Linked DNA regions of Homo sapiens: region 1 is linked to region 2. The links are chromatin contacts, found by Hi-C in ENCODE. All regions are on one chromosome and are shown on one strand. The core of a region is the stretch at or near the end of the contact, and the rest is flanking DNA. Distances in the headings are between cores, read along the strand shown.

The links. Hi-C counts contacts between places; a loop is a spot of excess contacts on that map. Pooled maps may share reads with other maps.
Region 1: a map with no recorded cell type shows a loop between it and region 2 (5-fold over the local background). The contact joins two enhancer-like sites. A Hi-C loop is called at or near these places in 2 of 37 single-sample maps with no recorded cell type and 1 of 50 pooled maps.

Annotation. Positions count from the first base shown.
Region 1 is chrX:15,157,481-15,160,180 of GRCh38, forward strand. No RefSeq gene overlaps it. Among named protein-coding and RNA genes, the nearest start is that of ASB9, 110 kb to the right of the region's middle. Within about 2 kb of position 1,396, at least 4 of the 41 ENCODE cell types and tissues checked have a DNase peak (open chromatin) inside an H3K27ac peak, as active enhancers do.
Region 2 is chrX:13,078,052-13,080,751 of GRCh38, forward strand. All of the region lies in intron 2 of LOC105373133 (a long non-coding RNA gene), which reads left to right. Among named protein-coding and RNA genes, the nearest start is that of FAM9C, 35 kb to the left of the region's middle. Within about 2 kb of position 1,385, at least 21 of the 41 ENCODE cell types and tissues checked have a DNase peak (open chromatin) inside an H3K27ac peak, as active enhancers do.

The DNA of each region.
Region 1 (2,700 bases), core at 146-2,645, 2.1 Mb after region 2:
TTGCCTACTTAGCTTGCACACTTTGATAAAGTAACTTGCCATGTTGGAAAAGCCCAGTTTAAGGAACCGAGGGAAGCCTCAGGCCAACAGCCAACAGGGAACTGATGCCTCAGTCCAGCCGCCCTTGAAGAACTGAATCCTGATGACAACCACGTGAGTGAGCTTGGATGCAGATCCTTTTCTACTTGAGCTTCAGGTAAGAAAAAATCATAGCCTTGATTGGCACCTTAATTACAGGGTTGTAAGAGTCCCCAAACCAGAGGACCCATATACCTAAGCTATGCCTAAATTCATGATCGCATAAACCATGTGTTATTTCAAGCTGCTAAGTTTTGGGGTAAGGTGTTATGCAGCAGTAGATAAGGAATACAGGCTGGGATGGAGGCCACAGATGTTTGTGCATTCTGTTTCAGATGGACACTAACACTCAATCATAAATCTTACTGCAAAAAAAGGATAGTTAAAAGATGGCAGGCTATTAAGAAAAAAATACCCAGGAGTGTAAAGAGATACAGTGACAAACAGATAGACTTTGGAAAGTCAGGGAAACCTAATTTCAAATTCTGGTTGTCAAGCACAAGGTAAGGCCAAGGCCTGGCATATTTGACCAGTAAAGAAACATGAATCCTTTTTAGATTCAGGCAATTTATTACATAGACACTGAAAGGAACAATAGCCAAAGATGTCAGCTCCCCATGGCCTCTACTGAGAGAAACAGTGAAATAAAAGGGATTCAATGACTGCAACACGAATGATTGGACATTTTCATGTCTATAGACAAGAATCCTTTTGCATTGCTGTCAGTTATCTACAAGTGAGAGTCGTAACTGAACTCCCACAGAATCAAAATTGATAAAGGCATGTGGGTTACCACTGAAGTACAAATTTTTCCTTGCATCACTATGCCAAGTGCTATGAGGATATTAACTCATTCAAAATTCTCAACAATCATGTAAGAATGGTAATATTATTATCAGCATTTTTAAAAGAAGAAACCTAAGCCACCCAGAAATTAAACAGCCAATCAAAGTCACACAAAGTGAGTGGCAGAGCCAGGCTTTAAACTGGGTCTATTATCTTAGTCACCATGCTCTTCTGCCTTTCCGTGGTAAGCCAATTAACTTGATTGGACAAAGGTCCTAAGAAAGGAACTATTGAAAAAGGGAAGCTCCCAACTATTAAGGTTAAGAGCTCTAGAGAACTGAGAAGGGATGAAATTCAGATGCTTACATTGTTCTTCATCTTCCAGAAGCTGCTAGGCTTGTTGTCCTCTATGAGGCAGAAAAGAAACTAAAAGCAAAACAAAATAAAACTTGTTTAAGGGGCAGCGTTTTATTCCCTGTGTAGACAAGAAAACCGAGATACACAACAGGTGCTGTTCCCTACATGCCGGCAAGTTGTGAACAGCCCAACAAACTTCTAAGAAGAACCTTTGTCATGTGGTAGTCACATTTCCTCTTAGGACAACCAAGGGGGCTTCCTCAGTGGCAGGTACTTATGAGCTTCTGTTGCTGCCCTTAAGGCTCATTTACTTTCAATCTTAGAGACAGGAAACACTGGAAACCTCAACTTAGCACAGATACACCTTCTCTCCCTAAAGAGTGCTTCTCAGTAGGGACCAGGGGACATTTGGCAATGTCTGGGGATTTTCGGTTGTCACAACTGGAAGGGGGCATGCTACTGGCATTTAACGGGTTGAAGCCAGGGATGTTGCTAAACATCCTACAGTGCACAGGACAGCTCCCATCACAACAAAGGATGGTTAGGAAACCCTGCCCTGTAGGCAGCAGTGTCCTGAATCACTGACTCAGACACCACTCAGAACGTCTCCAGGGAAAGAAGTACATAGGGGAGGAGGGGACAGGTTGATGAGTAAAAGCAAGCATCACCGGCATCATCCTTTAGTGAAATGAGTTCTTCAAAACAGTCAAGATGAATCAATGGAGTCCTGAATTAGTTTCTATCTTAAATTATTGAATTTACATATCTCCTAGAAAAATCAGGCATCTGGCTCATGGCTGGAGCCAGTAACTGAGAATCATGCCATACAATTTAGAGTCTAAGCAACCTTTCTTCCCATGCCTGCAACATTCTCAATCAACAAATAGGATCATCAGACACTTTGCAAAATATCCAGACATCCATTTTTCTGGTTTCCAAATAGACACAGAAATATGGAAACCCTGAACTGCTTCACTATTCAGCAGCAAAATTGATTTACTGAGAGCCCACAAGCATAACCACTTTAACTTAACAGGTGCATTAGTATAATTTGAACGGCATAATAGCAAAGCCAAAAAAGCCATTCAGTCATTGACAGATACAAACAATCCCAAGAAATTAAGGAATAACAGCCTCCCCAGAATAAAACTCAAACATACATTTAAGAAATAAAATAGGCCGGGCGCGGTGGCTCACGCCTGTAATCCCAGCACTTTGGGAGGCTAAGGCGGACGGATCACGAGGTCAGGAGATCGAGACCATCCTGGCTAACAATGTGAAACCCCGTCTCTCTACTAAAAACACAAAAATTAGCCGGGCGTGGTGGTGGGCGCCTGTAGTCCCAGTTACTCGGGAGGCTGAGGCAGGAGAATGGCGTGAACCCGGGAGGTGGAGCTTGCAGTGAGCCTAGATTGTGCCACTGCACTCCAGCCTGGGCAACAGAGCGAGACTCTGTCCCAAAAAATAAAATAAAATAAA
Region 2 (2,700 bases), core at 135-2,634:
ATCCATCCATCCATCTATTCATTCATTCATAAAGCATTTATTGAATGCCTGCCCACTTCTTGTCAGGTACTATGTGAATAGTGGAGGTATAACATTAGAATACAGTGTGATAGAGGGTCTGAGAAGGGCAAGTACAGGGTGCTCAAAATGGGTACCTAATCTAGTTGGGTGTGTTTTCTGTGGCAGAGAAGGGGAGGAGAAAGCAGGGAAAATTCCCCAAGGAGTTAATATAAAAGTTGAGACTTGCGGGACAATGTTGACCAGGCTGGTGGGAGTGGGGATAGAGCGTGGGAGGGAACACAGGACACAACATGGGCCAAGGCTGAGAGGTATAAGGAAGCGGAATTATTTGTAGTCAGTGTGGTCAATGCATTTGGACTTCTCAGAGCCACATTTCACACAGCAAGTGTAGGGGTAGTGTAGACGGCTCCAATTATGGGATGGTGCAAACAGCTGTAGTTTGCAAACTTTCAACCTATGCTTAGAAAAGGATCCTTTCTTAAGCAGGATCCTTTCTTCTTCCTCCAAATTGGGGGAATTGGGGGAGAGATCCCTGGAGCAAGTCCTGGCTTCTTTTGAATCCCTCTGAGAATTACTTTTTCGTCAGAGGTTACATATATAGTTATCAGCCCAGGATGCCCTAAACTCCACATTGGCCTGTGGCTTCATTCCTCACCTTGCACCTCTCTCCCCACTTTCCTTCTTCCAGCCAAGAGGGCATGGAGGCTGGAGATGGAGGCTGGAGACTGAGGCCGTGTTTGGGGGTATACTTTCCTCTTCAAGGCTGGCTGACTTTAATCCGACTGCTCCTGGGTTAAGATTCTGGGAGGTGCTTCTCTTTCTTCCCTTTCCCTCCCTCTCCTCTCAGCCTCCCACTGCCCCGTCCTGATCCTGCCCTGGGCCCAACCTGTTCTAGGAGTCTCAAAGACATGCCCTGTTTCTCCAGAGCTCATGCAGAGGCTGCTGAGGCCAGAAATCTCTCAGATTCCTTTTGCTCCAGCCTCTGGTTTTTTAACGAGCAATTGCCTGGGAGGAACTCTGAGGGAGGCTTTCTGCTGAAGAAGGGAAGTGCTTTCAGTTTCGGCGTTTTCATCTGGAGTTCAGCAGGGCCTCCCGCAGCCTTTCCAACCAGACCAGGCACATGCAGAGTGGGGAGATGGCGTCACCCAGAACACCTCTAATTTTCCTTATCCAAATGATTTCTGTGACTCAGAAATCGTTGGCTGATGCAAAGCCAGGGAGCTGGGAGCTCCTTTCAAACTGGTGGAAAGACTTTCGATGCATGGGAATTGGCTTTCCTGGGCACCAAGTCTCTGGGGCCCCAGTTTGTTTTCACAGCTGCCTTCTGGTGGAGGGGAGAATGTATTAATATCATGATTACTTGCTCCCTGCCAGCAAGCACTGCCTGGCAGGTTGTAGGCCCCTGAATGTTTTGGTAGAGAAGGGAAAATGCGGTCAAAGAAGCTCAGGGCCTGGGTGCTGTCATTATCCTCTTTCAGGATTTAGGTCAGTATACCACGATGCATTTAATGCATCTGTTTTTTTTTTTTTTTTTTAATTGAGACAGAGTCTTGCTCTGTCACCCAGGCTGGAGTGCAGTGGCGCAATCTCGGCTCACCACAATCTCCGTCTCCTGGGTTCAAACAATTCTCTGCCTCAGCCTCCCAGGTAGCTGGGATTACAGGTGCCCACCACCGGCTAATTTTTTTTTTTTTTTTTAAGTTGAGACGGGGTTTCACCATCTTGGCCAGACTTGTCTTGAACTCCTGACCTTGTGATCCACCCGCCTCAGCCTCCCAAAGTGCTGGGATTATAGGCATCAGCCACCGCACCTGGCCCACATCTATATTTTCAAGCAAAAATGATTTCCCCTTTCAGTTGGAGAATTTTCATTCTTAATAGTTACTGCCTATCTTTCTCAAAAATTCCTGTGTCAATTTTGGAAAACATTAATTTTTTGGATAATGGGGACAGCCTTACATTTAACAGTTGCTTGGCCTTTAATCACCAATGGAAGGGGGAGAAATTATAGAATTTTAAAAAATGGTTGTGTTGGAAGAAGATCTTTTAAGCAGTCAAAGCAGGTGGTAGCATGTGGCAAAGGGGTGGCACTGATGGGAGAAGCATTTATTTATTTACTTATTTTTGCCATTTTACAATGAATTTACTAATTTGGGTTAGTAGGTGACTCATAAAATAGCCCTGTATGTGTTGTATAAAATAGAAGTGAGATAATGTCCCTTTTCTACTTAAAAGCCTGCAATGATGATAGTAGCCCTATTCACAATAGCTAAAAGTGGAAACAACCCAAATGACCTTTAAATGGTGAATGAATAAACAAATTATGGCATATGCATACAACAGAATATTGCTCAGCCATAAAAAGAAATAAGGTACAAATGCATCTCCAAAATATGATGCTAAGTGAAACTAGTCAGTCGCAAAAGTCACATATTATATGATTCCATTTATATGAAGTGTCCAGAAGAGGGAAATCCATAGAGACAGAAAGCAAACTGTGGTTGGCAGGGGCCACGGGGAGGGGATGATGGGGAATGACTGCCAATGGGTATGGGAATATCCCTTTGAGGTGATGAAAATGTTCTAGAACTAAATAGAGGTGTCGGTTGCACAACGCTATGAATACACTAAAAATGCCACTGAATTGTTCACTTTAAAATGGTTAATTTTATGATGTGT